4 separate regions of the Mus musculus genome follow, and all the other regions are linked to region 1. A link is a loop called in an ENCODE intact Hi-C map of the cell type or tissue named here. Cell type or tissue: heart. All regions are shown on one strand. Region 1 holds the start of Gm30984 (a long non-coding RNA gene). Region 2 holds the start of Gm30794 (predicted gene, 30794). Region 3 holds the start of Gm30938 (a long non-coding RNA gene). Region 4 holds the start of LOC102632541 (a long non-coding RNA gene).

What was found. Peaks named below come from ENCODE experiments on the same cell type or tissue, not always from the same donor. Only the 100,000 strongest peaks of a DNase experiment are listed, where the experiment ranks them.
Region 2: it touches region 1 in a loop (2.2-fold over the local background); 11 of 42 quality-filtered maps call a loop at or near these places.
Region 3: it touches region 1 in a loop (2.3-fold over the local background); 6 of 42 quality-filtered maps call a loop at or near these places.
Region 4: a loop joins it to region 1, with 2.2 times the contacts of the local background. A loop is called at or near these places in 5 of 42 quality-filtered maps.

Annotation. Positions count from the first base shown.
Region 1 is chr17:87,526,187-87,534,186 of GRCm38, reverse strand. It overlaps Gm30984 (a long non-coding RNA gene), which reads left to right and starts at 3,091. Exons shown (of 2, transcript XR_877095.1): 1 at 3,091-3,505. In heart, a CTCF peak has its summit at 3,579 (motif pointing right); DNase peaks (open chromatin) are centred at 1,816, 2,426 and 3,456; H3K4me3 peaks cover 2,772 bases; H3K27ac peaks cover 4,335 bases.
Region 2 is chr17:87,458,510-87,466,509 of GRCm38, reverse strand. It overlaps Gm30794 (predicted gene, 30794), which reads left to right and starts at 6,151. Exons shown (of 3, transcript NR_168623.1): 1 at 6,151-6,651. Gm30938 (a long non-coding RNA gene) reads left to right here. Exons shown (of 4, transcript XR_385891.4): 4 at 1,577-3,156. In heart, a CTCF peak has its summit at 4,823 (motif pointing right); DNase peaks (open chromatin) are centred at 6,229, 6,909 and 7,389; H3K4me3 peaks cover 2,185 bases; H3K27ac peaks cover 2,755 bases.
Region 3 is chr17:87,471,196-87,479,195 of GRCm38, reverse strand. It overlaps Gm30938 (a long non-coding RNA gene), which reads left to right and starts at 4,628. Exons shown (of 4, transcript XR_385891.4): 1 at 4,628-5,520; 2 at 6,437-6,529; 3 at 7,405-7,499. In heart, no CTCF peak of the experiment used is centred here; DNase peaks (open chromatin) are centred at 4,765, 4,865 and 5,235; H3K4me3 peaks cover 2,453 bases; H3K27ac peaks cover 3,483 bases.
Region 4 is chr17:87,374,245-87,382,244 of GRCm38, reverse strand. It overlaps Ttc7 (tetratricopeptide repeat domain 7), which reads right to left. Exons shown (of 20, transcript NM_028639.3): 20 at 475-2,396. The coding sequence ends at 2,175. LOC102632541 (a long non-coding RNA gene) reads left to right here and starts at 5,786. Exons shown (of 3, transcript XR_003952232.1): 1 at 5,786-6,437. In heart, no CTCF peak of the experiment used is centred here; DNase peaks (open chromatin) are centred at 2,124, 3,124, 3,824, 6,174 and 2 weaker places; H3K4me3 peaks cover 594 bases; H3K27ac peaks cover 5,672 bases.

The DNA of each region.
Region 1 (8,000 bases):
TGGCTTGCAGGCATAAATGGAGGCAGACCATTGTATATGTAATCAATCAACCAATCAATCGATCGATCAATCTTTTTTTTTTAAACCACCTTGACAAAAGCAACTTAGGAGCGAGTGAGTTTATTTTGGCTCACAGTTCAAGGGTGTGGTCCATGATGATGGGAAGGAAGCAGGAGAGGCAGGAGCTTGAGGTAACTGGTCACACTGCATGAGCAGTGGCAGAGAACCACACACAACCTGCCCAGCACAGTTAGCTTCCTTTTTCTTTCTTTTTGTTTTTGAGACAGGGTCTTCCTACATATCCCTGCCTGTCCTAGAACTTGCTATGTAGACCAGGTTGGCCTGGATCTCACAGAGAGAGATCCGTCTGCTTGTCTCTGGAGTGTGCTACTATGCCTTGTCTTTATTTCATGCCCCGCCTTCCTTCCACGCCCTGCCTTCCTTCTTGTGTAGCCTAAGACCCAGGGCAGTGAATAGTGCAGTCTACTGTTTTATTTTTCAAGCAGGGTTTCTCTGTGTAGCCCTGGCTGTCCTGGAACTCACTCTGTAGACCAGGCTGGCATTGAACTCAGAGATTCTCTTGCCCCTGCCTCCCAAGTGCTGGGACTAAGGGTGTGTGCCACCACCGCTCAGTTTACTGTAGCTTATTTTTAAGATGGGTCTTCCCACCTCAACTAATTGAATCCAGACCATCTCTTCAGGTAAGGCCAGAGAAAAACAGAATCAAGATAGTTCCTCCCAGATGCACCCAGAGGCTACCCTAGTGAAGAAAAATCCTCACAGGCGTGCCCAGAGGTTCGTCTACTGGTGATTCAAGATCCTGTTAACACTGACAATATTAATCCTCAGACCTAAAACCTTAATATCCAATATTGGTCAAGTCCATGGGTGAGGGACCTGCATTTGGGACATTGACTGGACTGAAATGTGTCCTCTCAGTGTGTGCATGGCTGCCACCATCATCCGAGAATGTGTGTGCCCTTGGCATTATCTGTTGGCAGTTTCAAACCTTCGACTCAAAATGTTTTAGATGCCTACTGTGTATGTCCCCACCACTGCCTGGTCCTTTCTTTCTGTATTCAAAACAATAACAAACAAAAAGAAGAACAATCCAAACAAACAAACAAACAAACAACAACAAAAACCATAACCAAAACTAACACCATGAGGGTTTTTTCTTTCTATTATCTTCAAAGGTTTTTATGGTTTTCTTTACATTTGCATATGAGCGGAAGTCATCTGTGAGTACCAGAGGGTGGGGCATGGAGAGTTATCGTCTTGATGAGTATGGAGCTTCAGTCCAGTATAATGAAAAAGTTCTGGATCTGTCCTTCAGGAACGCTCCCACACAACGCAGCAAATGTGCTTACTGCCCGTGGACCAACAGGGCTCAAGTGGCAAATTGTATCGCATCAGAAGGTCTGCTTAGGGATTCTTCTGTTTGTAGCGTGTTTCTGGATCCCTCACTAATTGATGGGTTACAGACAGTCGCTGACAGGTGCTCATTTGATATTTGCATAAGATTTATGATTTTTCGCTGTTAATAAGTGGTTAGGAGCTAAAGTATCTGCTGCTGAAGCTGAAAGAACAGATCAAAGGGAGGAGGGAGGGAAGCGAGCAGGGGCGGGGGCGGCATGGGGGTGGGGTGGAAGAAGCGGAGATAAGAAAAGACTGGAAAGCCAAGAGGGTAGGATGGGAAGGGGGCGAAGGAGCAGAAAGCATGAAGAAAAGCTGGAGAGGGAGGCGCAAGGAAGTGGGAGGGCTATCCTCTGACCTGCTTCCTTCGAGCTTCCTCGGCTCGAAGGAAGTCTTTATTTTGACTCTGCTTCGAAAAGCCCTCCCTGTCCCTCAATCCGAGAAGGCAGAAATTATTTTCTGCCTCTGCCGTTTCCCAGGTCACCAGTTATATTAAGCCAAAGTCCCTTGGTGGCTGCTGTCTATAATTTTCCACTCCACACCCTTTTGAGTCAGATTGCAAAATAAGGCCATTTTGAAACTTGGTTTTCCTCCTGGTCAAGGCAATGGAGATGTGTGACACAGGACTTTTTCTGACCCTCTGCAGCTCAGGCAGGGGTTTGAGCAACTGGAAGGGTAGGAGGAGGCAGTAGGATGCCGGGACCCCAGTTGGATCACCCAGAGGTGCTCTACTATTTCCAGCCTTTGGGGGGTGGGGGGTGGACAGGGACGACTGGACTGGGGGATGAGACAACACGCCAGAAGTTCATACTATGCCCTCTCAGGGGTTAGAAGCAGACTGTTGGCCCTGACTTCTCAGGCCTCGTGGAGCACTGAGGAATCAGCTATCATTGCTCTAACAAGTCTCTCAGAATCGAAACGTGCTCTCTGCCGTCCTTGTCTCCGATCTGGACTGGGGTGCAGCCGGCCTCCAGGCCACTCCCTGTTCTCCCCGTTGGAGTGCCTTTCTCTCTCCCCACCCATCTCTTTGACTCACGCTTCCTTTTTTATTTATTTCCAGAGTGGCTTTTATCCTCCCTTGAGCACTCACGTGGACTTTATCACAACACTCGCCACTCTGGCTCGCTCCCTGGATCTGCTGCCTAGGGCCAGAGCCCAGGCTGATTTCCGTCGTAGTTAAGGGATAGCAGGGTAGAAACAATGTGACTAGAGAGAAGTGAATGGGGGACGCAGCAGGGAGGCCTTGTGAGTGGCCAGCAGCTCGGCTTTTCTTGTAAGGGAAATAGGGAGCCATTGAAAGGGAGAGACTGGCGAGGTTTAAAGCCCTCGTGATCTTAAGTGGCGTCCTGGATACCTTTCAGAGAGCAAACCGTCCAGGGCTCAGATTTCGGGGTACTCACGAAGATCTTCGGGTATGTGGGGCCAAATTCACGGGGACCGTGGGGGATACTGGGAGTTTCTCCTTGACTGGACAGGAAATGGGATGCTCTTTCTGTTTGTGCCCTTCTCCTCCCTAGATATCAGCCTCACACGGATAGGGCTTTCTGCCCCTGGACACAATGATGGGCTTAAGACTCTTGCAGATACAGAAAAAAAAATTTACCAAAAATGAGCAGAGAATCCTGACCTACCAAAGCGAGGCACTGACATTGCCTGTAACAGAGGTAATGAAGAATAAGGCAGACTTCTTGGAGGATGGTGGCTCCACTACCTAGAGATGAAGGAAGGGCGGAGAATACAGCCTTTCCTTAGCCCTCCGAGGGCACAACAGTTGGCTCCGAGTCCTCTTCAGGCGTGTCCTGACATACACACGAGGACTAATTTAAAAGCCTCACTGAGAAAAATGAATGACTTCAGTCCTTGACACTTTCCAAGTTCTTTCCCCTAGCTCGCCCGGGAAATGCACCCCATTAATAACCAATAAACGTTAAGAACGTCACCTCCCCACCCCTCTGGAATTCCAAAGGGAGAAATTTCTGGCCTGGGGACGTCCCCGGTTGTCCCCATCAGGTAGGGAACTTCCGGAAACGCCTCCACTCCCCGAACAATGGAAGGCTCCCTCCCTCCCCAACCTATCCCGGGAGCCGAGGTAGGTGGTGGGGGAGGGGGTGCTGAAGCCGGGAGGGTGGGGCGGCGATGCGTGGAGTGCGTCCGGTGGCCGGCAGGGGGCGCAGGGGAGCTGCTGAATCCGGGGAGGGCTCCAGGCCCTCGGCCGTCGCCTGCCCAGCTCCCCACTGCAGCCCAAGGTGTATTTGCCGGAAGGTCACCCTAGTCCCTTCTCTCTGGCCAACCCTTTCCTTCTAGGTGTGGCTGAGAGAGAGGTAGGTCAGGGTGAGAGCCAGGGGACGATTGTCAGGACCGTGAGGATCCGCTAGTTTGTGGCAGGAGAGATGCCAGAGCAAGCCTCCTTCGCCCCCTGCCCTACCACTAATGGCCACAAAGTCCTGGGACTAAGCACTAGGCTAGGGACCCCTGGAGTAGGACTCGGGCCCTATTTACTTTTTCAGACCCTGGCGAGCGATAGGAACCAGTCAGTCCTATTTGAGTTAAATGAAAGGACTTTTTGCTTAGGAGCGTCGCCTCTCATCCTCCTGTCTCCCTCCATCTCCACTCCCCCACATCCCCCTCACCCCTGCCCCAAGGCCAGGCCTTACCACAGGCTTGTTCACTGCTCAAAGGGCCTCACTAGGTGCTTGGCCTAAGCCCCTTACATAGCCTTGAGGCTGTTCCCATCCTATTGAAGGGTGGCAGAGCACACCACCACCACCACCACCACCGGGGCACACGCCATTTAAGCGTAAGGATTATTTTGAGTAAACGATCAGATGCAAGGAGGACGGTCCCTCCCCTATTTGCCTAAAAGCTGGATGGAAATGTACATGGGTGTCTCTGTTCTCTGCTTTACCAGGAAAGTGGTATCATGGAAGACACTTGAGACCCTCGTCCACCCGGAGGTGGCACCAGAGGAATCTACGCAGCAAGCGTAGATTGAGGAGCCCTTGTCTCCTGTTTTTAATCTGATTTTCCTTTCACAGTCTCTGCCTCTAAAGAGTCTAGTTCTTGTGTCTTCGGCCTTTCCCCTGTCCTAAAATTGCACTGCTCTTTGTAGAAGTCATTCCTCCCCCTACCTCCCATGTGCCACACTTTTAATAAACTATTTTTCTCCTCTTAATCTTTGTTTAGAGATTCTGGCCAAGAACTGTCCCTCCCTCACCCTATCTTAAGATACTCGGCACATTGCCTGTGGTGTACATTAAATCTACTTGAGAAAACATTGTTTGATCTGTTCTTCCCCGGAGCTTCCTGTCCCCTCTTCCCTATCAGGCTTCCGACGGCCAGGCCAGACAGCAGCTTCGAGTCCCATTGGGCTCCTCCAGGAAGCCTCTTTGACTTTGAGTCTTCCCAGCTCTGACCGGAAGCGCACGCTCCCTCGGACCTGTTCTTGTACAGGTGTCCTTGCATTTGTATCCTCACGACTCTGAGGAAATCAGTGTCCCCTCTTAGGGTTCTTGGTCTCAGTAACAAAAGGATTAAAGAATGGATTCAAGTAGAAGGTTGAGGTTAATTTTTATTAGAGTTGAAAAGAAAAACATCCCAAGGCAGGCAAGCTGTAAACGCCAGCAGCTGCATAGAGGAAGCGGTGAGGTGGAGAGAGTTCCACCGGAGCTGGTGTGGAGGGGTCGGGGACGGGGGCGGGGGTGGGGGGGTAGGTAAGGGGGGGGAGACAGGGCATTACAAAAAGAGCAGGGACAGTTGCCCACAGTTGTCACAAAAAGCTCTCCTAGGTTCTGGCTAGCATCAAAAGAGGGGTTTGTGGGGAGGAAAAAAAGGAAAAGTTGCACTTTCTGGCTTAGGCCTCAGAAGGGTAGGCGGACCCAGCGGAGCTTTATGGTTCTGCACTAGGAGAGGGAATTGTGGGAAGGAAAAGTAACGGTGTCTCATTGAAGGAAAAGAGTGTTTTGCCTGTGTTTTTAGCATGGTTTAAGGTAAAACTGTCTTCCTGGGCGTGGTCTTTTGGCCAGGGGACTGACAGAGCAACTGGAACATCTGGAATGTTAGGTCTTCACCGGTCACCATCCTATCCTCCTCCTCCCACCCCCATCCTCATCCTGTCTTTCTGAGACAGGGTTTCTCTGGGTGTCCCTGGCTGTCCTGGAACTCACTGTGCAGATCAGGCAGGCCTAGGACTCAGAGATCTGCCTGCTTCTGCCTCCCAAGAGCTGAGATTAAAGGCGTGCGCCACCACACCTGGCTACCTATTCTATTCTCTTGACCACAAAGAGTTCCTGAGTGGGCTTTACTGTTGTGTTATTTGACCCTTATGTACCTGCCTGGCTGTTCTCACCTACTAATTGTGAACATGGGCCAGTAGGGTGGCTCACCTAGGAAAAGCACTTACCACTGAGCCTGACCGCCTGAGTTTGACCCCGGGCCTCCCCACGTGCTAGAAGGAAAGAACTAACTCCCTCTAACACCTGCACCTGTGCCGTGGCACACACAGGCTCCATATCTACATGCACGCATCCACCTCTACCCTTGTAAATAAATAAATGGAATGAAAATTAAACTGTAAGCATTCGGAAGGGGTCATCTTCACACTCTTTCTTCTGTCTCTCCTCTGTTCACCACACAGCTCACCATTGCGGAGGATCGGCTACATTCCCAGTAGAAAGTTTAGCATGTAGGGTTTGCAAAGTGCCCTCGATTAAGGGAAGGGAGGAAAGGAGGGAGGTGAGGGGACTTGAGGAAAGGTGCATATGGTCTCCTCATGAACTCCTCCAGGTACTCAGAGTCTCAGGTGACGTCCTAGAAGCACTGGGTTTCCTGGACTAGAAGTAGTGTCATACTCTAAGGTTGGCTGCCCGTCCATTCACCACCACTCCACTCACTCATTCATCTGATATATAAAATATTTATATTTTATATTTTATGTTCATTGTTGTTTTGTCTATATGTGTGTCTGTGTGAGGGTGTCAGATGTCAGATCTCCTGGAACTGGAGTTACAGACAGGTGTGAGCTGCCATGTGGGTGCTGGGAATTGAACCCAGGTCCTCTGGAAGAACAGCAGCCAGTGCTTTTTTGTTTGTTTGTTTGTTTTGTTTTTTCAAGACAGGGTTTTTCTATATAGTCCTGGCTGTCCTGGAACTCACTCTGTAGACCAGGCTGGCCTCGAACTCAGAAATCCACTTGCCTCTGCCTCCTGAGTGCTGGGATTAAAGGCGTGCGCCACCACCGCCCGGCTCAGCCAGTGCTCTTAACCACTGAGCCAATTCTCCAGCCCCGTTTGATAAATATCTCATGATTCCTGCTTTGTTTAGGTGGCTTATGGGATGGGCCATACTGTACCCCAGGGCTGATTGGTGTGCATGTGCCTTCATGAGTGTGTCTGTCTCTGTGTGTTGGAGAACCAGGGTCCCGGAAAGATGGTGCTGAGTTGCTTCGTTGTCAGTTCCTATGCAGACCAGTAGCTTCTTCTGGAAATGGTCTAGAGGGAAATGGTGTGTTCCCAGCAAAGGCAGGAAAACCTGGTATTGCTGGAGGGCAGGAAGACCCAAGACCAGAGGAGGACCTCTGTGGGTCACTTTGGAGTGTCTTCCTTGGGTAAATATCGTATTCACTTTTAAGTTCATTCTTTCTATGATCATTTGGGCTTTTCCATACAGTCTTGGGATATATTTTATATATTTGGTATATATTTTAGATGGAGATTTGTGATTTCCTGGGTATCATTATGAGAAGGGCTGGGCCTAGACCTGGCACCGACAGCCTGATCTAACAGATAACTTTTGAGTGTCTTTGGGCCCTGAATGCTATCATTGGCACATGAGATATAGTGCTCAGCTATCCAGACAACCAGGCCTGCTGAATGACCTGACACAGACAAAAGTGATCTACAGCTCCCCGTGATGAGAGTGGGGTCCCTGGAATAATGGTGTGTTTTGTGTTTCAGATCTAACTGTTGGCTTCCACTCCTCTGGCCTGTAGAAGGTCCCATTCAGAAGTTTAGCTAACTAACTTCCAAGTCTTAACTTCCATGTGCTATTTAATAAATATTTTTATTTTGGAAACAGGCTATCCTGCAGCCCAGGCAGGTCTTGAACTTGAAATTCTGACTCAGTGTCCTAGGTGTTGGTATTAAAGGAAGCATCATCATGCCTGGCTCTAAAGCTCTAATATTGTTAACCCAATTTTAACTTTAAAGAATCCACTCCCTAGGTCTGACTGGAACATATCACTCCTAAGGACAAATTGCCCCTCCCAAATTCTTACGGGGGGAGGTGCCTAGACCTCTTTCTCATGCTTTGTACAACCCAATGCAGTTTCAAGCATTGCTAAGCAAGGGGAGGGACTGAAATGGGGGACAGACGCTGAGGGACATTGTCTTTATTTAGGAAACAATCCTTAGGCCTGGTGTGGTGGCGCACGCCTTTAATCCCAGCACTCGGGAGGCAGAGGCAGGTGGATTTCTGAGTTCGAGGCCAGCCTGGTCAACAGAGTGAGTTCCAGGACAGCCAGGGCTACACAGAGAAACCCTGTCTCGAAAAACCAAAAAAAAAAGAAAGAGAAAGAAAGAGAGAGAGAG
Region 2 (8,000 bases), 68 kb after region 1:
TTTTTTTTGAGTTCTTTTCTCTCTGTGTCTCTGTTGTTTCTTTCTGTGCGAAAATAGAATTTGAGATGTTTTGAAGAATTGCATCATCTATACACAGTACCGACCATAGAGCTCTTTCCATACACAGTACCGACCATAGCGCTCTTCATTTCCCTCCAGCCTGGGGCAGTAGTTGCTCTGCTGGGGTGTAAGGGTCACTTTCCTCATGAATTGTTAATACCACATCACTATTAATAATAACTGAACCTACTGAGCATTTACTATGTGGCAGACACTGTGCCAAGCGGTTTTTATAATTCATTTCAGTTCCCTCTTGCCCCGCTCCTTGGGGGTGGGTCTTATTTATTCATATCACCTTGAAGACATCAAAGTCAGAGGCATTGAAAGCTTACACAGTGGGCGAATGGAAGACCCAGGAGCAAACCTCTCAGGATGACAGTGACGTTTGTGACCTTTATTTTCACAGTTTTCTGAGGATGGCCTTTCCCTATGAAACCGTTGGTTTTTAAGTCCTAGTTAATGGCGAGGCACTCCGATGCCCACCTATAATCTCAGTCCTTAGCAAATGCAAAAGCATTCTCTCACAAGTTAGATGCTAACCTGGTCTGCATAAAGAGTCCCAGGACACCATGGCATACACTAGCAAGCGTTGGCTGAAAGGACCCTGATATAGCTGTCTCTTGTGAGACTAGGCCGGGGCCTAGCAAACACAGAAGTGGATGCTCACAGTCAGCTATTGGATGGGTCACAAGGCCCCCAATGGAGGAGCTAGAGAAATTACCCAAGGAGCTAAAGGGAACTGCAACCCTATAGGTGGAACAACATTATGAACTAACCAGTACCCCGGAGCTCTTGACTCTAGTTGCATATGTATCAAAAGATGGCCTAGTCGGCCATCACTGGAAAGAGAGGCCCATTGGACACGAAAACTTTATATACCCCAGTACAGGTGAATGCCAGGGCCAAAAAGTGGGAATGGGTGGGTAGGGGAGTGGGGGGGAGGGTATGGGGGACTTTTGGGATAGCATTGGAAATGTAATTGAGGAAAATACATAATTAAAAAAAAAAGAGTCCCAGGGCAGCTAGGGATACACAGACCCTGTCTCAAAATATAAATAATAATAATAATAGTAGTAGTAGTAGTATTGACACTACTTAGGTTGTATAACCCGTGCTTTATCTCCAAATCTACGGTGAGAGAAATGTCTCTTGAAAGTTATCCTCTGACCCCCACACACACATGCCTCACACATGCACATGACCCCCTCCCCAACACATAAACAGATAAATCCAGGTAACACGGTTTTCTCATTCGGATTCTAAAAACTAAGATCTGAAACATTAGAATTATAAGTGTGGGGTGCCATTTTATACTCTTAATTCTTACTTGAAAAATGTTGATTGATGGGTTGATTGGCAAATAGCATTTTGTTTTCTTAGTTCCTGGGAAGGGTTTGGAAAGGAAGCCATTGTGACATCCTGAGAATTGTGCACAAATGCTTATCAGCCACCGTTGCCCTGGCCTGGCTCAGTCACTGCCTCCTCTAAAGTTGTCTTTTTTTCCCTTATTTCACAGAGACCTGACATGGTGATTTTCTTTGAAGAAAAAGACGGCAACTTCCAGAAATGAGTACTGTGGTTTAGAAAGAAAGCACCTGACCTTGTGGCGAGAGTTCATCTTGTTCTGTTCTACTTAAAAAGAAATACAGAAGATGAAGAAAGAAGGAAAAAAATATTCCACTGGGTGATGGTGATCCATGTCTTTAATCGCAGCACTCAGGAGGCAGAGGCAGGTGGATCCCTGAGTTCGAGGCCAGCCTGGTCTCCAGAGCAAGTTCCAGGACAGCCAGGGCTACACAGAGGAACCCTATATTGAAAAAAACAAACAAAACAAAACAAAAATATAAACCAGTTTCCTTAGACTTAGAGAATTCCAGTCTCTCTGCGGATCCTGAGCCCTCTGAGGGGCCTAACAAGAACTTTGCAGACATTCTTTGCCTGCTAAAGAAACCCTGACTACACAGCTGGTTCCTTCACCAGGGCTCCGAGTTTTTCTACCAATTCCTTTCTACTCCTCCTTTGTGACTTTGCTTCATGTCCATTAGAAGGGGAAAGAGAGATAATTTCTGCTTCTTCGAGAGAGGCCAAGATGAAGCCAAACTTCTAAAAAGATGGGGACTCATTATTTAATATAATTTCAGGATTAGCCTTGGGTATTTCAGTGGAGGGGCTAAAGGAAAGGCTCTCTCAAACGAGATTCATTTCTACCTCCCACCAAAGGAGAAGGGAGACAAATACTGGCTCAGTGGGGGTTCAGGTTGCAGCTTAATTCCTCATCTGCCCAGAGAAACAACCCACAGGGGGAAAAAAAGGAGGCATCAGGCTTGCTGGTAAACTCCCCTACCTCTGAGTCATCCTGGTGCCCAAATGTTTAAATGATGTTTAAAAGAGAAATTCAGAAACACAGTGTCGTTGTCATTGTCATTGTCATCAGGACAAACAGACGCTGCCCAGGCAAGCTCAGAAACCCAGCTTCAAAGGTGGCTTCATTCAAAAACCCTCCAATTGAGGACCAGGACTGTTCGCATTATCCATCATGGGATCTGGTCCAGGCCAGTGCCCATACGATCAATCAACGTCTCAAACATCTCTTTAGGATGACTACTCAGCTACAGTCATGGATTAAAGATGCGAGAGAGAGAGAGAGAGAGAGAGAGAGAGAGAGAGAGAGAGAGAGAGAGAGAGAGAGACATAGCTCCCAGTGATGAACGCCACCTTTGCATCCCAAGTGTGAAGTCACAGCCTCTCCTCCAGGAGGGCTGATAGGATGGATAACAATTGGCTTTCAGCCGTTGCTGATATGACAAACGTTTTTTTTTTTTTTAATTTGAGTTTTTAGAATGGCAATTAAAAAGAAAAATGACTCCGGTGGAAGACGGGAGGCAAATCACAGCTAAATCACACTTTGAAAGAACAACAATCCAGAACTTTCTGTTTTCTGATGGCCATGTCGATTATGCCCAATAGGTGCCTTTGTGGCTTGTTTTACTACTCTGCCTACAGATATACTTCCATGTCTCTGATGAATCAGTCTGTCTCCATCTTAGGCTTGGAAGCCATCTCATAGTAACAGTAAACTAGATTCATTCCTGTGTATGAGTAAACCTCTGTTTCTCAAGGGCTGGGCTACAACCCACCTGTAACCTTAACGACAGATGGTTCTGCTTTGCCTGTTCTGGGAAATGACAGTCATGGCCTTGGTTCAGAATGTTGTTATGAACAACTTGTTATGACCACCTTGCAACCATGTGTTTGTTTCAGGAGGCTCTTATGACCAATGTGTTATGCTATGTTCTGCTTCTGTAACTCTCCACTATTTGCCTACCACATTTGGAAACCCCCTACTCCTCAACTATAAAGATCCTTATCAGGGGCTCGGGAGATGGCTCAGCAGTTAAGAGCAATGACTGTTCTCCCAAAGGTCCCGAGTTCAATTCCCAACAACCAAATGGTGGCTCACAACCATCTGTGATGAGATCTGATGCAATATAATGTGATCTTCCGGTGTGTCTGAAGACAACTACAGTATACACATAAATATAAAATAAATAAGTAAATATTTTTTTAAAAAACTTATCTTACCCATATCTAATTCTAATCTCTTGAACCTTGCCTTTAGGGAGAGACAACCCATTAACAGGAATAAACAAAATCTTTCTTTAATTAATTTGGCCATGACGATTTGGGTCAATGGTCTTTCTCCTCATGTCTGTGGGATTATATCTCTAAGGCATGAATTTCATGTTTGTGCAAGACTGTGGGTGCAGAAAGGGGTGGCAGGCATAACAACTAAGTTACTTTCTGAGTCCTTACATTCTTCAGAATCTTTACAGATTAGAATTTACACTAAAATTTCCTGGGAACAGATTGGCAAGCAGGTTGTCTTCAGGGGTGACAGTGGTCGTGCAGGCTCCCCCGCCCCCCCATCAAGGTTAACACAGGAGGTTTAGGATTCTGCTGTTGCCATCTTGAATTCTTTGTTGTTGTTTTTGCTTTGTTGTCTCATGTAGCCCAGGTTGGCCACAAAGTCACTCTGCATGTAGCGTGAGCATGGCATTAACCTTCTGGTATTTCTGCCCCAGCCTGCTAAACCTGTGATTATAAAATGCATAACGCAACCAGACCTGGCTGCCATCAGGGAAATCTTGCTATTGCTTTTGTATTGTGTTCTGCAAATGAAGTCTAAGGGGACAACGGAATCTTGACTTTCTGTGGTCCTGAGTCAGGATCTACTACTCCCTGTCCCCTGATATCCTGCCTTCTGCTAGGCCTCTCTCCCTTCTCCTATGTTGTGGTTTCTGCCACCCTCCACTTGGGGAGGTGACTGGGGGATAGCAGTGGAAGCGATCTGTGTTCCTCTCACCTAGGGGTAGAGCCACCTCTGCACATGTGGCTGGTAATGTGTGAATGCCACCTGTGAGCCACAGGCTGGGGAAGAGGGGCTCTGGGGCAGAGGTGACTGTGTGGTTTCTCATTCTACGTGGGCTCCAAATCACCATTTTACAAAAGAACTTCTTAAACAGTGATCATCTTTGAAGACCGGGGATGGGGAGTGGTAGGAAAGAAGAAGGTTTCCTGTTTAATCTGGTTTTTAAATATAGCTAGCTTGGCACAAGCAATGATGTTTCCCCAGTGAAGTGGAACCAGAAAGGGATGTGAATGCAGAATGAGAGTGAGCAACGTCCTGAGGGAAAGCTCTCCCAATGGCAGGGCTAGGCATGGAGAAGTGGAGGAGATGGAGACCCTTGTCACCCAGCAGAGGGAAGTAGCGCTCCCTCCCAGAACAGCAAGTGGTTGTGGCTCCAGGCCACTCATTTATAGTGTCCTGTTGGGAAGGTGAATTGGGCAAGGGAGGAAGATGAAGGAACACTCTTGGCTGACATAGGCCAGTGTGCCCAACAGAAGAAACGGTGTGGGTTTAGTGTAGCAATGAGCTCCCTGGAGAACTGCCTGCATTTTAGTGGGCAGAGAAGAGAAAATGGATCGGAACCTCCAGGTTCATACACTGAGGCCAATGGGTCGGAACCTCCAGGTTCGTACACTGAGGCCAGCAGGCATGTGCAGACGCAGCAGTCTGCTCCTAGTTCTCCTTAGGCCGGCAAGGAAGGAGCCAAGTGACCTTGCCCTGCAGCATGGGATGGATTGAAGTTTCAGCTGTGAGCTCAGCGGTGAGGGGAAAGCAGATACTCTCGGGCGGGCGGGTGAGGGCTGACTTAATTAGCCATTTTAATAATTCATGAGTCTTTAAAACATTTGCCAGATCCAGAGCTCAGCTTCAGCTTCTGGTATTTAGCTCTGGGATGTCTCTACCACAAATTGTGCTGCTTCACAGGACAGCCAGGGGCAAACCTGGTAACATGGGCTCTGGGTTTAGCTAGACCATGTCCAGTTCTTCATCCTTTGGGGTTCAAAACCTCTTTGAGAACGTGGTGGAGGTTCTGGACCCTTGTCTTAGGAAGAGGCATATACACATGCATATAATTATATGTACATGTAATTCAGGGCTCAGCAGTCTCCTCCGAAGTCTCCTGTCTTGAACTTCTGCTTAAGGATTCTTGATTTAGATCATCTCGGATTCTATTTTAAACTCACCCCCAAGCCAGGCTGTTAATCTGTCAGCGCAATTCTGTAACTCTGGATTTGCAGGGAACCGGTCTCAAGGAGATGTCTGCAGAGTGAGAAATGCGAATGTGATATTGGTTCATTAGGCTGAAGTAATGTGAAGGCAGAAAACAGAAAGGAACGAACCGAAGACTGAATGCAAAGCCCTGACCTCCCTCCCTCCCTCCCTGCTAGAGAGGAGGAAGGCTGAAGCCCAGGGGGTGGGACTTGTGAACAGGACAGCCAGGGGTCCTTGAGTGCCAGCCTAAGTGCCTTCCTGATTCCCCTTAACCTCCTGAATTCCAGTTTCTGCACTTGTAAGCTGGAGCTAATAGGAATCCAGCCTGTGTCTGGATTTAGAGGACCAGGCGAGCTGAGTTCTGTAAATGCGTCTGCGTGGTACTTGAGAAATGCCATAAATTTCAGAACACTGCATTGGTTTAATGCCAGAGGAAGGGAATGCTGCAGAGTAACTGGAAACTGCTGGCTGATGTCCTGTCCCCTTCCTCATAAGGGACTGCGGATGGCTGCTGGGGCTACTGAGGCGTGATGCTATCACAGCCTTGATTTCTTCCCCTCCATAGGGCTGAGGAGTGTGGGGGTATAAGAAATACCAAGAAGGGAAATGTGGGCTTTTTTTCTGGCTGCAAGCCCGAACACAGCAGAGAACGCAACAGAGAGAGCTCCGGAAAGAGTGAAGAGCCATGTGTCTCTTCCATTTCAGAATGGCTCAGGAGCCAGAGGGAGAGCCACTGCTCCCCACAGGGAAATACGGAGCTGGCAAGTCAGCAAGCTATATCCCCTGCTCTCTTGGGCCTCACAACGATGACACGGAACTAGGATGACCTGGAGAAAGGAGAATACTGGATGGATGACAAATGTCCTGTCCTGGATAAGGTCTGGGACAGTGAGGTCAGGATGGTGGAGAGAGGGTGGCTTGGTACCAAGCCACATGCACAAACTCTCTCATTCTCCTACTAACACTCCAAGGTAAACATTATTATCCTTCACTGTAGATGAGGAAATCGAACCTCAGAGAAGCCACTCAGAGGCCGCAGCTATTTATGTGTTGCCGAGGTATTCACACCAGCTTGGGCTGCCTGCCTCTGAGGTCTGTTTCTCTGTCCCTGCCCACTCAACCAGGCGAAAAGCTGAAAGCCTCGGTAGCCCTAACTCTAAGTCCTTGAAAGTCATGCTCAGCTGCGTACTGTGCTGTGCACAGAGTGCCAGCTCGGGAAATATCTGTCCGGTGACTGAGACAGAGAGAATGCTCCTTTCTTGGTCCTGGGCAGCTCTGGGCGGTTCACACCCACTGTTTGCCTTTCCTCCCACATCCCGCCCCGCCCCCCCCAGGACTCAGCGCGCTTCTCACTTCCCTCCAGTCCTCTCAACCAAGAACAAGGCAGAGTGGAACGGAGGACAGTGCCTGGCAGATAGAAAGCAGATATAAAGTCAAGTCTCGAGTCTGTTCCACATGGCCGCAGATAGTGTTCCAAACAGCAAAGACTCTAGAGAAGAAAAATACCATCAAGTCATTTAGTCAGCTGGACGGCAGGACCGGGTGTCTTGGAAGTCCTAGCCCTGAGGAAGATTTGAGGTTATGCAGCTTTCAAGAGGAAGGTATTTTGTATTTCCTGGGGAAGCTGCCATCCCAGGAACTGAGAGTGGATCAGAAGGTCTGTAGCAGGAAGCAGGGAGATTCAACCCAAATGGGGCTGCTGCCAAGGCAAATCCTGTTGTTCTGGGGACTTGGTTAAACAGTCTCCTCGCTGGTCTGCAGCTGATAGTGCCAGGTAGAGACAGCAAGCCCTCCACCCGCTTCCAGCCACTGATTCCATGATGTTAATGAGCTGTGATTGCTAAGAGGAAAAGGCTTTGTCATCCAGATTTTTCCATAAAATGCTAGCCTGGCTCTTTATGCTCTAAGCAGGCCCTGGGCTTCCTTTTTGGCATCTTGGTTGGGTATGACATGTTCCCCGGGGTCAGCTTGTTTCATTGCCATTTTAAGAGGATCGGAGCATATGTAGGGAGCAGCAGTATAATATTTTTTTTTTTTTTTTGCTGTCACTTGATAGTATGAATTGGTTTTGTGTAAGAGCCAAGAGCTCACTTGGTTTGAATTTAGGAAACTGGCAAAACAAATCTGACTTCCGTGGGTCTGAATGATTACAGTGTAGTAAACACACAAAGGCTGAGGGGCTAATATATCATTGCTTTCAGTTTTATTTATTCACAACTCCTTCATCATGGGTATAAACAGCCTTTATTAAAGATTATGAATCCAATTTCCAGTGAGCTGTAAATGGCTTTCTATAGAGAGATGGCTTGATTTGTTGCTT
Region 3 (8,000 bases), 55 kb after region 1:
CCCCTTTCGACTGACCTGTCTTGATACTTTGAGCAAATATCTATTGGCTGGGATTTTTTTTTGCTTGCTTTCTGAGTTTACTTTTAGCTCCAACCTTCTGATTTCCGTATATTGTTTTCCTAGATAGATTCCCTTCCTCTCTCTCTACAGACCTAGCTTCCCCTCCCTACTGGCAGACAAAGTCCCAGAATTTGTTAGTTTGTTTTGGGCTTGAGGCCAGGGTCTCCCTCTGTAGCTCATACTGGCCTAGAAGTCTCTATGTAGTCCAGGCTGGCCTTGAACTCTCTATCCTCTTGCTCCAATGTCCTGAGGGGTGGGATAACAGAGGCGCATTAGCACGCCCGGCTTGCATTCAGATTCTACTGAAAGCCCTGTCTATCCCTTAGGCTGCATTTAGCCTTGCTCCAGCCTGGGCTCTGTGCCCAGCACCTGAGCCCATCTGCAGCTGGCAGTCTGATGCGATCAGAGGCCTGGAGGGAGAGAGCTGCATATGGTCCGCTCAACCCTTCCAGGGCAGGCTTCCCCAGCGTCTCACTCAGGAAACTCTGATCCTGGAGACCACAGAGCCAGCCCTTAACGCATTGGGAGCCCAGTTTTGAATTTCGTTAGCTCCAGGCATGAGATTCGACAGAAAAAATAATATTGGTGCATGAGAAAGCTGAACAAAACCACACCCAGCCTTGTGGACCAATATTCTTCCACATGGAGAGAAAAGCTTTTGTAGCATGGCTACTCAGGGGTAGCGCAACAAAGTCCAGGTATCCTGTGTGATTTAAGAACTGAGCAGGGCCAGCTCTATTTAATCATTGTGGATAATGGAGACAGCCTAGAAGGAGCCTCAGAGTGACTTCCTCATGCCATTTAGACTCCTCTCCTGTCTAGAAGTGGGCAAGCAGTCCCTGAGTTGTCTGGGTGTGTTGCTGTCCTTTGTACCTGTCAGAGTGGATAAAGAGACTATCACTCCTAGCTTAGGCAATAGAATCTGGGCTATTTTTCTAGCCGAGCCATCAGTCATAAGTCGGCTTTTGCCTTTGTAGGCCTACAGACTCAATCAGGAGTTAGACAGTCCCGGAGTCAGGAAGTTGTTCTGAGATTGTCTTGTCTGGCTAATTCAAGGTGACCTCGTTAACACTAACTTCTAACCAAGTTTCCTACCATTGTCAGAGGAAGCCAAACACCTTTTCCAGGAAATGCATGGGGGCTGCATCAAATGACAGAGTGCCAGGCTGGATGGGTGAGGAAGGGGTGGGTGGGGCGTGGACGAGCGCCGTCGTAACTCACCAGACACTCGGCCGTGGGTCGTGTTCTAGAAGAAAATAGACCGAGTGTCATCTCTTTCCCAGCTCCCTCTTGGGAACAGGAATAAATCAAAGAGGCTTATGCTGGAGCTTGCCTCTGACGTTCTCGGGCTCCGGGGACGTTCTTCTCTTCACAGGCTGTCACTTCCCCGACAATAAGATGCTGTAAGTAGCAGCTGGGAGAAAGCCTCCATTTCTCTGGGAGGTAATGAGGGAGAAATCTGACGGAAAGGCTGCTCGTGTTAAAGAATTGTTTTTCAAAATAAACATGGTTTTTAAAGTCTTGCTATGGAGGCCAGGATAGCCTTGGACAGGATACATCCTCAACTAATATGAATTGTAATGTAGACATCTGATATATGCAACTCCTAAAGGGGTTGCAACCCAGTTTGAGAACCACTGGGTTAGACGGTAAAGTTCCCAATTCCCATGTAAAGGTCAGGCATGGTACTGTGTACCTACAATCCCGGAGCTGGGGAGGTGAGTAGTCAGGCATGGTACTGTGCACCTACAATCCCGGAGCTGGGGAGGTGAGTAGTCAGGCATGGTACTGTGCACCTACAATCCCGGAGCTGGGGAGCTGAGTAGTCAGGCAAGGTACTGTGCACCTACAATCCCGGAGCTGGGGAGGTGAGTAGTCAGGCATGGTACTGTGCACCTACAATCCCGGAGCTGGGGAGGTGAGTAGTCAGGCATGGTACTGTGCACCTACAATCCCGGAGCTGGGGAGCTGAGTAGTCAGGCATGGTACTGTGCACCTACAATCCCGGAGCTGGGGAGCTGAGTAGTCAGGCATGGTACTGTGTACCTACAATCCCGGAGCTGGGGAGGTGGAGTAGAAGGATTCCAGGGCTTGCTGGGCAGCCGGTCTAATCAAATGGACATGATTCTCTGCTTCCATATGCATATGCATCAGTGTGTGTGTGTGTGTGTGTGTGTGTGTGTGTGTGTGTGTGTACCTGCACACAGATGTACCTGCACACACAGGCACACACACTCTAAACAAATTAGTGGTTTTGCTTGGTTGGTTTGGTTTTTGCAGGGTTTCTCTATGTAGCCCTGGCTGTCCTGGAACTCACTCTGTAGACCAGGCTGGCCTCGAACTCAGAGATCTGCCTGCCTCTGCCTCCTGAGTGTTGGAGTTAGAGACATGCACCACCACTGCCCAGTGTATATTTTTTCTTTTTAATTTTTTTAATGAGATATTGTAACACCTGTCTCATCAGCATAGATATTTTTCCTCTTTAAAAATTTCTCTTTATTTACTTTGTGCTGTGAATGCTTTGTTTGAATAAAGGGGTGTACACTTTGCATGCCTGTGGGATCCCAAGAACGTGGATAATGATGGTCGTGAGCCATTATGTGGGTATTGGGAACCGAACCCAGGTCCTTTGCAAGAGCAACAAGTTTCTTGTTTGTGTTTGATTTTGGGGGCTTTCATTGTGTAGCTTAGACTGGCTTGGGACTTTCTACTTTGCTCAGAGTGGTGTCAAACTCTCAGCCTTCCTGCCTCAGGTTTAGATAGTTAGACCCAGATGACACTCAGCATTATGTGCCAGATACAGCGCTAAATACTTTACAGACATGGAGTCAGTTTAAGCTGAGCTCACTGTTTAGATGGTGCAAAGAACCCGGTTCAGGATAAGGCACACAGTAGATGCTTAATGAATGGTAGTAATGTCTTGGAGACATAAAAATGAGTCCCTTGCTTCTCTTGATCTCTTCTGTCCAAAAGAAACACCTCCGGAAGACAGGGCACATAGGCATTGGAATTAATTCCAAAATGTCAGTGAATGATCACCCAACTGAACCTGAGAGGGGCTGTTGATGTGGAAGGAAGGAAGGGAGGGAGGGAGGAAGGAAGGAAGGAAGGAAGGAAGGAAGGAAGGAAGGAAGGAAGGAAGGAAGTGCACAGAACCCTGTGGGTGAACTTGGTTAGCCTTATCTTAGTCACGCTGCATCAGCGGTAGGGAGGTACCCAGCAGGGTTTCTTGGGTCGACTGTGGATTTTGTGTACATTTGCTCTTTTAGGTCTAGTTGAGTGGGGATGAAAGATAAGATCGGAAAAAGCCAGGAAAATTCTGTTTCTGTGTCAACAAATTCGAAGAGCATCTGAGGCCTCAGAAAGGAAGTCTCTGGGCCTGGGTGGGGGGTGGGGCGTGGGGTGTGGGAGGACGCGTGTGGGGGTTGGGACAACTGTCTCCCATCTTTCCACCCTAGGGGACGCAGGGTGGGGGCCTTCCTGGTCTTACAGTACCGTACAGTCTAGCGATCTTGACGAGTTTGCAGCTGGCACACTTTGTCCTTCAGCTGCCTGCCTCCGCCCCCAAACTAAACTGAGCTTCTTATAAAAATATCCTGGTTTTCTGTTTTTATAACTTACAGTGTGCTTCTTCCAGGAAGCAAACACCTTCAAGGGCAATTACTGCAAGACCCAGGGAGATCTGTAAGCAAGGCAGTACTGAGCCAAGGGAGACATTTCCAAGAATCTGTATACCTCATCTCCAGAGCTCTTACTTCAAACCCAACTAACCAGAACAAACCCCTTCCCTGCCAAGCCCACTGGCCTGGGAACCAGGAGCCTCACAAAAACCCACTAAGAAGTCAGTGCTGTACTGACTTCTTAAATAATAGCTTCTTGTGTATACACCTGAGACACTACACACATACATACATATCCCCTGTACTGAGGATTGAACCCGAGGCTTCACACATGGCGGACAAGTGTTTTACTATGAAGCTGCGTTTCCAGCTGTGGCTGCTGGTGTCCCCCTCCCCCACTCACCCCGTAGCCAATATGGAATCTCCAGTTATTTTAACATTAAGTATCAAGCCCAGTTCGTGTAAGATTACAAAGGGCGAGTCTTCTGGAAGGCTATGTTGTACCTCCCAGACATGGAAGAACAGCTTTTAGAAGCAGGTTCTAAAAGAGTGTGCCTGGGGCCCATTCCGGGACAAACTGCGGCAAATTCTCACCCCTGGAATGAAATTTAAATGAGAAAGCATTGAGCTGACCTCAGTTCCGGTCATTAGTGCACGGACCGGACCGGACTGTGGGGTACTTCACCTGGGCCAAAGTAGTGGGATTAGAGAGAGAGAGAGAGAGGAGATGAGTGTTACACAAAAGAGTCCCAGAAATGATGACTCTAACTCCAGCCCAGAATGTAGGAAGGAAATAGAAGCAGGCTCAGGGTTTGGGTTACCAGGAAGTAGGCAGGAAAGAAAAAAAATCAAATCAGAGTTCCATCCCAGTCGGGTTAACAATCGGGTTGACCTGCCCCGCCCCGCCCTCCGTCCCACTCCCTCCTGATCCACGAGCTTAACCTCTCTGTTCTCAGGCTCCTATAGGCCATATAAAATGCTGTAGACTGTTTTTCTATCTCCCTCAAAAGCCACGGCCTTGACCTGTGAGAATACAGTGTTTGGCTCTTTGAAAGGCTGAGCGGAACGTGATGTGGGAAGAGCGTCAGAGACGCGCTTGAAGAACCGTGGTGAGAGGCAGGAGGAAGGGCGGCGCCGATGGCAAGTGCTACCCAGAGTGCCCGGCTATACACAGGCAGAGCTCCGGAATCTCCAGTCTCTCCCATGCTTTAGTCTCCTCCTTCACTGACATTACAGAGGCCATGTCCTCTGCGAGGTATCATCTGCCCAGGGACTCCTAGGCATAGAGACATCGGCTGTTCTGTTGTCACCTTGAATTCCTAGCTGGCAGTCTGCCTAGCGCTGGATTTGTCCTCGATCCATGCTCTCAGCTCTCATTCCTAGCCACCTCCCTAAGCCCACTTAGATTCCCAACCATCCTCGCTAGCACTTGATTACATATTGCCTGAATTGTTCCCCAGCCCACGGTGATCAGGGCCTCCTCCTCCCTGCCCGCCCACTCGCAACTCCCAGTGTGCTCAGCTTTCCACCTCCAGAAATCCCAGCTACTGCCATGCACTGTCAACGCCCTCCCTCCTCCCCACACACTTCATTCCCTTCCCTGTTAGCCTAGGCTTCACCAGCCAGCCCCTCAGCCTCCCAAACCATCTCCCCCTGCTAGGTCCCTTCGCCTCAGCCCCGCCCCTATGAGGCGGGACCCTAGCTCTCCCTCCACACCACAGCCCCCACCCTGACATCTGGGCTCCCAGGTTCAGGAGCTCTGCTGGAGAAAATCACAGCCCACGCAGATTGGCGCTACTACAAAGTCATCTGCAGCCTCAGCGGGCTGCTGAGCAGCCTGGTAAGCCGTCTCGGACTCCCTGGCAGCGAGTTCACCCTCTCCCATATTGGCTTTTCAGAGTATTTCTCACCCTTAAATCTCACCGGGAAAACAGAAAGGGGAGGGGGAAGCACTTGTTCCTCTGGCCCAGCAGGGAACGTATCTTCCTCCCTTTTGTAACCCCTGCTCCATATCTGGGAGAAGCCAGGGTCTCCTAATATGCCAGGTCCCACTGAGAGCCTCCCGCCTTGGCAACTCTGTCTGTTCCCTTCTCTCTTTATTCAGTCTCTCTCCATTTATCTCTGCTGTCTTTCTCCTGGGTATGTAAGTGCTGTCTTTCCAGAGCTGTGGCTTCCTTCCTAGACAAATTTCACTCTCAAGGCCTCGCAGGAACATAAAATGTGCAGAGCCTGAGAATGGCCCGAGAATGGTCTCCATTGTCCAGTCCGTGGTTACTTCCGGCCTCTGTTTTATTTGATCTGGCTGAAGATATGACTCCAGTGACCACTTTTCCTCTCTTGAATTTTCTTCTTCTCTTGACTCAGTGGAACGGCTTGTTCTCTGATGAAGGTTGACGTAGCCACCAGATGTCTCACCTCCTCTGTACCTTTCTGCCTTGCCTTGCTCTGTCTGGAGGGCTCCTCTGTTCTTGCCACCTCGTGGGGAAAGTCCTACTCACCGCCTAGGAATGTGCTGGGTGTTCCTTACCCTCCCGAAGTATTCTAGATCAAACATCCCGAGCGTGTTGACATCTTCTCCCTTAATGCCCAGGATTAAAATCCCCTATTAATCTGGGCTTGATAGTATATGCCTGTAATCCCAACCCTGCAGAGTCTGAGACAGGAAGATCATGAGTTCAAAGCCAGTACAGGATATATAGTAGAAACCTTTCTTCAAAAACAAAAATTATATATTTTTGTGTCTGTCCATCCATTAGCTCTCACAGGCTGGGAGCTGGGCATTTTATTCTCCATGTGATTGATGCCGGCACAACTTGGCACACAATGCGCCCGCCATTCATGGTGACTGAGTAAGTGACATCATCCCAAGTCTCCAACTAGGCTACTCTAGGGTAGTGGTGTAATTAGTCTCTCAGAGGGCTTTTGTACAATTGATTGATTGATTGATTGATTGATTTTGTGTGTGTGTGTGTGTGTGTGTCTGTGTGTCTGTGAGACAGAAAGAGACAGAGACTGAGACAGACAGAGACAGAGAGATGCATGGCACTCAAAGGACAAGAGTCAGTTCTCTTTCTACCTTGTGGACCCCAGAGAGGGAACAATGCTTTTGCTAAGGGAGTCATCTTGCAGGCCCCCTCTCCCCTTTCCATTGTGATAAAACCCACATTTATCATTTTGGCCAGTTTAAAGTGTGGAGCCCAGGAGATACCTGCTGTTTCAAATGGCATATAACTATCACTGCTTCTCAGTTACAGACATTGGTTGGTTGGTTGGTTGGTTGGTTGGTTGGTTGGTTAGTTGGTTCTTTTGAGACAGGATCCGCACTGGCCTTGATCTTGAGATCTTGATTCAGGGTGTGCACCACTTCACATGATCACCAGCTTACGTTTTAAGAGTTAACTACTGTGCCTAAGAAATCCATGGAATAAAAATACTTCTAACCTGTAAACCACTGGCCCAAAGGCAGACACTTCCTGAATTCCGGGGGTGGAGGGGGTATTGTTCATGTTTTCACTCCCCTAAACAAGTTTGTTTGACCCAACTGCACCAACCAGATGTGCTTGGTCACATGTAGACAGGAGGTACCGAGGCAGGAAATATGTTAGGATGCGTGCTTGTCCCGGATTGGCCCTGATGGAAAACTATGGCAGTCTAATGGATTTGCCCTTTTGTTGTGAATGGCCCTGGTGATGCCTGTATTTTGATGTTAATTCTGCTTTCTCAGGAAGGGTTGTCTGGACCAAACGGATGAGTCGCATACTCAGGTGACTTCTTGTGAACTCCACCCCACCCCCAATGAATAAAGGGACCAATCACTGGGTGAGTAGGCAGGACTTCTGGGTTGGATGGAGGAAGAGAGGAAGCAGGAGAGAGTTAGGGGCTTTTTGGACAGGGATAGTGACAGGGATAGTGACAGGGATAGTGACAGGGATAGTGACAGGGTTAGTGACAGGGATAGTGACAGGGATAGTGACAGGGATAGTGATAGTGTCTCCTGGCTTATACGGTAAATCCACTGAGGATTTAGATTTATTATGACTTACAAGATTAGGATTCTAGTATCTGTGGAACCGGTCTTTCTCTTGTGATTCTCAGGCTTAACATACACCCAAGCTCAACATTTTAAATGGTCCCACATGGAGATCTTCTATCCACTAAGACTTATTTTATTTGGTGTGTATGTATGTATTTGTGTCTATTTGCATGTATGAGCATCATGTAGATACTGGCCCCTACAGAAGCCAGAGAGGGTATTGAATGCCTGGGTGCTAGAGTTTGTGATAGCTGTGAGCCACCTGTTAAGGATGCTGGGGTCTGAAC
Region 4 (8,000 bases), 150 kb after region 1:
AGATCTCACATGCGAGGTGTATCAGGGAGCAGTCTACAGAGGCTGCCTCTGGGTGAGGGTGGAGGGACTGGCCTAGCACACGAGCACGGGAGGATGTCCAACTAGTGGCCACAGTAGAAATGTGTCACATCGTGGCAGCTAGTGATGACTTGCTCTGCTGTCACTGGGCAGTAGAGATGCCTGAGTGCTAACACCCCCAATCCTCGAGGTTGCCTACTGGGCAGGCTTATTTGAAAGACGGGACACAGGCCAGGCCCAGACCCCTCTACCTCCCCCGAGAACTTGCAGGCATTGGCTTGACCTCTAGTCTTACTGCTTACCCGATAGGAATCAACCTTCTCGGAGCTGGGCCTCTTCTCTCTTCCCACTCTCCTTCCCTCAGCCCTGCCTTTTGGGTTTCTCCTCTGACAGGGTCTCTTCTCCAGGGCCCGGGTCACTGCTCTATGCTGAGCATCAAGTAACTGGACACTCTTCAGACAGTCTTGTCCCCCTCCAAGGGTCTTTTATTCAATTTCCAAAGTCACTGTCAGGCACTGGGCCTGCCTCCTAGGGCCTCCAAAGAGAGGACGCTTAGTCAGTCCACACATTTGCTGTCTTTCCCACTGCCAAGATTGACCTCCAAGGCCAGCCAATAGTATCTGCTTTTCTCTTTTTTACTCTAACAGAATTCCATAAAAATATAGATCTCTAGCATATATATACATATACATATATATATATATGCACACACATACACATATACACATAGAGACCCTTCAACCAAGGACTGAATAGCCTCCCTTTGGCCTGTGGCTGTGGCCAGGAGGCACCAGCTCTCTGGAGACACGAGGGGACAAGCAGGGTACATCAGTCCACCACGGAGCCAGACTCCAACGGCTTTCTCCGCAAGGCCACTGTGGTCAGCACGGTGACCCCTGACACATTCTAACACAAGCGCAAGGTGAACCCGAGGGAGCTCTACCCAGAGTAGGGGAGACAGAAGGAACTCTCTGCTAGGCCTTGGGGAATGGCTTCCTGAGGGAAAGTTTCAAAACCAGAGTGCATGGCTGACGAGCCAGGGAGGGACAGCTGCCCAGCGACCTGACAGAGAGCACGCGGGCACAGAAAGGTGAGGCAGGCTGTCAGGTTCCTCAAGCATGGCCGCTGTGGGAATCTAGGCAGGGGAGCACAAAAGGCCAAGCTGGGGCTTTGGGGTCACTCAGCAAAGCCTAAGATGAAAACTGGGCAGTGGGTGATGAGGTGTACTGGGCTGAGGCCTATAAATGGTCACTTGGATGTCATTCACCCAAGTGGGCGGGTCCAAAGACTTGAGGGACTGTGTACTCAAGGTACCAGGAATGGCTACGTCAGAACCCTGTTTTGTATTCCAAGGCGTATCCTGGAGGCCACCGGCTCAGGGCCCACGGAGTCTACTGACTGGGGCGTGTCTCCAGGGAGATGACAGTGAGTGAAAATGGAAGACGGGGGACGGTGTTTAGAGGCCTGGCCGACATGAGTCCAAAAGGCACTTGGTGGTACAGAGAAATCACATGTAGCCTCTAGGCAACCTCCCCATAAAGGAAACACCAGGCATCAACAGGGCCAATTCAGGCTGACAAGAGCCCAGGAGCCCACTGTCCCTCTTTGTATCTGGGACCTCAAGCTGTGGCTGTCCTGGGCAAGGCTTCAAGCTTTGCACTGCCCTGAGATCGGATGGGGAAATGTATCCGGGGCTCTCCGGCACGTCTGCTCACAGCTCTGTGAAGTCGCTGAGATTCAAGCCAGTTTGTCTCCCAAGGCACTCATCTCTGTGGTACACAAACTCAAGATTGGTTCATCCCAAACCAGGAAACCCGGGGTGGTGGGGGAAGCCAAGGAAGGGGCTTGGCTCCCAGACACACCTTTTATCTAAGAGGTGCCCAGCAACCGGCAGTCTCTGGGGGAGGCGAGGCGTTTGCCTTGGATGCAAATCTTGTCCCCCCAGCTTCAGTCAGGAGCTTAGGCCCAGCTGGGCCTGCAGGGTGTGGAGTGTGGGAGGAGAAGTGGCATGGAAGCCAGTGGAAGTGCTCACTTGTCATCTATTCCCTGAGGCCCCACATCTGGACACACGCCCTTCCCTGCCCCCTGCCTGTGTCTGCTGCCCCCGCCCCGCCCCTGGCAGGCAGTATATGGCTGCCAGCTGCAGCTGCAGAGGCTCACAGCTCTCTGGCAATGATGGAGAAGGGCAGCACAGGGCTGCTGGCCTCCAGCTCCAGGGCTGTGAGGAAGCAGTCCACGGCCGCTTCGTTCTGGCCTTGGTCCTGCAGCACCTCCCCCAGGCCCTGCCACGCTTCGTGGAAGGTGCTCTGTCTCTCCACAGCATCCCGCAGCACCTTCTGGGCCAGGCTCTTGTGGCCCAGCTGACTCAGCATCAGACCCTAGAAAGGAAGCAGAGGACGAGGTTAACCAGGCCTGGGCCTCCAGAGCCGGTGGGGAGAGCTTAGCAACCAGGGCGAGCCAGAGAGGCCCTCAGGTCTGGCTGGGCCACAGACAAATGACTGTGCCCTTTACTTATGCAAAACCCATCCGACCCTGCCCAAGCCCTGTTTTAACCTGTAGTAGCTATGTTCCTCTTGTCTTCAAAAGATGGGCCTTTAAGCCTAGACCTGATTTTGAGTGGCCCCGTGTGGGGAATTCTGAGCCCTCCAACTCACTCTTCAACAAATGGAAAAATAAAAATAAAATAATGCATTTTATCAGGGCCTGGGCATCTAAGCCGGGTGGCAGGAATGAGTCAGTGGACGAAAAGCTGTCTAAGACTGGAGCATGCTCAGTAGTGCCCAGGCCACGCTGCCCCTCACCCCAAGGGGGCACCCACAGCAGGAAGGTTATCTAGTTTTGTGACAAAGAGGGGGTGCTTGTCTGCCTGCCTCAGCAGCCCATCTTCCCCCGGGGACTGCTGGGTCCCGAGACCAAGCAGCCAGCAGACTCTACGCTCACAGGTGCCAGGGCGGGCGGGCGCTGGAGGGAGTGGATCAGGGCACAGAGCAGTTGCTGAGAGAATGAGAGAAAAGGGACTCAGCTATCCAAGGCCCCTTCGGTCAAGAGCAGGAAGTATGGCTTTGCAGTTTTAGCTCAAAGGACCACTGCAAAGAACTGAAGAGAGTAAGCTAGAGGAAGTGCCAGGAATTGTCACAAAGCGGGTGGGAAGTGAAACCGGCAGTCTTGAACATCCCCCATCCTCCCAGGGACAAGGACAAGGGACAGGGTGTGGGCACGGGGAAGGCTCCAGGTCCCAGAAAGGCTACTCTGTACCATTCTACTGACCTGCCACTGTGAAGGTATCCCAGGATGCTGAGAAGTGAGCACTTCTCTTGTTCCAAAGAGTGGAGGTATAAATCTTCAACCCTGATCTCCTGGGGAGGCAGGGGACCAGAGTGGGGGCAGGGAGCTGTCTTTGTGCCTGAAGCCCCCTCTCTGCAGCCCGCCCACTGGCGGCCATGCACATTTTTAGCTGGATTATTCTCCTCCTCCTCCCCAAGCTCCCTAGAGTTAGGCCCTTGGTTGCTATGGAGACGCACCAGGAAAGATGTACATGGCTGACTTCATAAATCCTAAGAGAGCTTGGAACATGACCAATTAGGCAGCAGAGAGGGTGCTGAGGAGGACTGGGGAAAGCTCTGTCTCCAGAGGCGCTGGCTGGAGGTCCTGGGGCCACAACCGACTCGTCGAGTGGCACCCTCCTATGACCCTAAGCATAGACACACCCAAGGACCCAGGAGTTCGGTAGCCTCAGCTGAGGCTGGAGAACAGCAGGTGGGGGCAGGGAGTAGCGGCACACAGGGCTGACCAGATGCACACAGCAGTGCTGACTCAGGGTTACCAGAACCAGCGGCAGGCAGCGTCTGTCCGGCCAGTAGTGCCCAGGCCACGCAGTTCTGCCCACATGGCCAGGGCAGGACCTTAAGTAGCTCACTCACAATGGAACAGGGCCTACAGGCTGGAAGGAAGGAAGGTTCTAGCCGATGGCTATCAGACACCAAAATGAAGTACCAAAAACCAAGCGCTCTGAAGCCTCTCAATGCTACCCACAGGGAGTGCTTGAGGATAGAGGTGGCCAGCGGGGCCTGTCAGAGGGGTGGGTGTGGGGTGTGGGGTGTGGGGTGGTGGTGGGGCGGGTCTACTTGCTTCTCTTCTCTGCGCTTTCTTTCTGGAGCTGCCTTCCACAGGAAACTTTATTGGTAAGAAGAGTCCACCCCCCTCACCTCCCAATCTCTAGCTGGGTCTAGTGGTGCAAACCCATCGTCCCAGCCACTTGGGAGGCTGAGGCAGGAGAATAACAAGTTGAAGACCTGACCAGGCAAGAGAGTTCTAGGCTAGCCTGGGGAACTTAGCGGAAACCAAATGGAAATAAACAGAGAGCAGGGAAGGAGCTCTGTGGTACGCTGCGCTGCCACCGCTTGCCTAACTTGCCTAACAAGTAGGGAGGCTGGCAGAGAGAAGGTGTGGGTGTTTGGGAAGGAGCCAGATGTGTCTGCAGGCTGAACGTGCGCCTCAGTAGAGAACAAAGGCCAGGGCTTAGCAGCCAGAAGGCCAGCTCTGCCACTGACATGCACTGTGACCTCAGCAAACTGACATGGGTCTCTGTAAACTGGGGGGAGAGGGAGGGGGAGGGGGAGGGTCAGTTGGGGGTTGGGGGGAGTCCTTCCTCACAGGGCTGCTGAGAACTCTGGAAGGATGAATCTGGAGAAGGTGCAGCCAGACTCGCAGTAGCAAACAACAGCAACTTCTTTAGGAAGGCCACAGCGGGCATGGGGCACGGAGAGGCCAGTACTGTCCACTTCCTTAGACGGAAGGAGATGGCAGGGTCCTCTGTTAGGAAGGACTGTGCAGTGGAACTGGCTCATGTCCCACCCCCACCCCAACATGCTGACCTTAGAACCTGAAAGAAGACACCAGGCCAGGATGGGGTCAGGCTAAGGCCTGGAGGCCCAGGGCCTGTAACAGGATCTGTGGCCACCTGCCCCTGACACCAGCAGCATTTGTGTTTGGTAGCAACCCAGTGCTGTTTGCTGCCTGACAACTGGGTGGGACCCAAGCACAGGAAGATGCAAGGTCTCACCTGCTGTCCCCAGCCTGGCACTGCCCCCAGGGCCCATCAGCACCCTCCTGACACTTCACTGGCTCCAGGTCTCCAGGGAGATGGTGGGAACACAGAACTGGTGTCTCAGTTCAATCCACAGTCTGTCCCCACAGAGTCCCCCCCTCTGTCCCCGCTTGTCCCTCATCTGCTGGGAGGGATCTAGTTCTGTGAAGAGGCCCTTAGTTTCTGACCCTTCACTGTGGAGCCATGACTGGGCTGCCCGCTCACAGGGAGTTGGCAGCCATGTAAAAGTTACCCATGCCCGTGGAACACTGTACTTGCATGACGCACTTGGACTACAAACAGCCATCACAGGGGCTTCTGGGACAGACAGGACGATGGTTAAAGTCTCCAGAAATTCCCATCTCTAGTGCCTCTTTCCTCAGCTCTCAGAAGGGCTCCTGCCCACACCACTCTTTGAGGGCTCTGTTCTCCCAGGAAGCCTTTCCTGAGGTCAGACACCACCTCCACATCATAGTTGGTAACCGTGGGGCTCCTGTGGACCTTCCCGGCTTGTGTTCCAGGGAGAAAGAGGGGGGGGGAGAGAGAGACTGACTTCCCTGCCAGCCTTTCTGCTCTAAGCAAGGCAGCAGCTCTCAACAGAAGCCAGGTGGGAGGGTCCTGGACACACACAACACACCACACACACACACACACACACACACACACACACACACACACACACACACACACACACCACAGCCAAGGATGCCTGGCTTTGCCTTAAGGGCTTCCTGGGTTGGACTTCCTGCTTCAGTGAGCTCAGGAGGCCTGTAGTCTGAGGGGCCTATACTTGGCCGAGGTCTGGAGACTGAGAGTGCGGGGCATTTCCTGTTAGGAGTTCGTTGTCTGTTGAGCCTCAGGGTAGAACTGAGGCCATAGCTGGGTGTGGAAAAGAAGGAAGGGCCTTCTTAGCCCTTTCTTAGGCTTTGCCACTAACACTCTCACCCCATTAATTCAGTGCCTCATGATGTCAGAAGAACGGAGGCGTAGCAGAAAGGTCCCGAGGGGGTGTGGGCTTACGTCTTCTAGGGAGCCCAACCCGGGAAGTGGTCCTTAGTGCTAGGCCAGCTGTGGGCCAAGCTGGGCGCTGCTCCCCACCCCTGCCCTGAAGTATTTATAGAAGCTAGTCTGGGAATTTTCTCTCTGAGCTCCAGGCACATTCCTGGGATTCTGTTAACAGCCTTTCCAGCCGGGAAGCTGGGAATCAGCCGGGAGGCTGCGGGAGTCGGCAGGGCCCTGGAGGCCCCGCTTGAAGCCACCGGGACTGCGTTCAGGAGCCACTGCACTGGAGGGGTCTTCTTCAGGCACTCTTGGGGAGACTACATGCTTCTAGGTCAGTGCTGGCTCCAGGTTTGCTCCCTCAACCTGTCCAACCAGACGGGGACACAGCCGTCGAGTCCCATACCCCTTCTAGAACACAGCTACTAGAGTCACCGGCCAGTTCTACTTTCCCGTCGGAGGCAAAGGGCACCTAGTGTCCAGTTGATATGCTACCCTGGGTTTCTTGAAAGGCCCTTGCTGAGAAGGTAGGTACCCAGGGTCACTAGACCAGCCTAGGAGGGGTCTTCTAGAGTACTGGTGGCTGGTCGCTCTTGTGTGACCAAACCCACGCCTGTGTCTTTCTCTTCCTGGGTCTCTGGGATGCAGCACAACTGTCTTCCCTGATTGGCTGAGGTTATCTGTCTTCAGAGGGGTCTGTAGGGTAAGCGGCCAAAAGCTCTGGAGTACCCACAGGCAGGTCACATCTGGTGACTCTATGGCTTACAGAGGACCAGGAAGTGAAAGCCTTTGCCAGCCCCACTGCTGGTGGAGGCTCACCACTCACCTGCTGGGGACTGGGGTAGATTATGAGGCTGAGTTTTAGAGGAGAGGCATTTAAGGAATGGGTAGCCTGTGGGACACGGGGCTAAGGGCCACACCCTGGGCCACCACTGGACACAGTCTTTTCCTGGATCCTGGGGCTCAACAAGACAACTGTGCCCAGCCAGGCAAGCTGGGTGGAGTCGCGGGGGGATTCTGAACCCTGGCCTGTCCTTGCACTACTACAGAGGCAATGCCCAGGACTTCCTCTCCCCCACATCTGTGTGCCACAAGGAGCATGCCTCCAGGGAGAAGTGGAAAGAAACGCACAACCAAATCACCTCATCTGGGGGTCAAATGGTCAGGACGGTTCCACAGAAGGAATTTGTCTGGCAGACAGAAGCTTCAGACCGTGGCTACCCCACAGTATCTCTCCCCCTTCCTCATCCTCCCCATCTTCATCCTCCTCATCTTTCTTCCCCATCTTCCCCATCTCTCTTCCCCATCCTCCCCATCTCTCCCCCTTCCTCATCCTCCTCATCTTTCTTCCCCATCTTCCCCATCTCTCTTCCCCATCCTCCCCATCTCTCCCCCTTCCTCATCCTCCTCATCTCTCTTCCCCATCCTCCCCATCTCTCTTCCCCATCCTCCCCGCCTCTCTTCCCCATCCTCCTCGTCATCTCTCTTCCCCATCCTCCTTGTCATCTCTCTTCCCCATCCTCCCCATCTCTCTTCCCCATCCTCCCCATCTCTCTTCCCCATCTTCCTCATCATCTCTCTTCCCCATCCTCCCCATCTCTCTTCCCCATCCTCCTTGTCATCTCTCTTCCCCATCCTCCCCATCTCTCCCCCCATCCCCATCCTCCCCATCTCTCCCCCATCCTTATCCTCCCCATCTCTCTTCCCAATCTCTCTTCCCCATCCTCCCCATCTCTCTTCCCCATGTGCCCCATCTCTTCCCCCATCTTCATCATCCTCATCTCTCTTCCCCATCCTCCCCATCTCTCCCCCCATCCCCATCCTCCCCGTCTCTCTTCCCCATCCTCCCCATTCTCGGCAAAAGGCCAGACTTCTGATCTTCCTGCTCTCCCAGTTG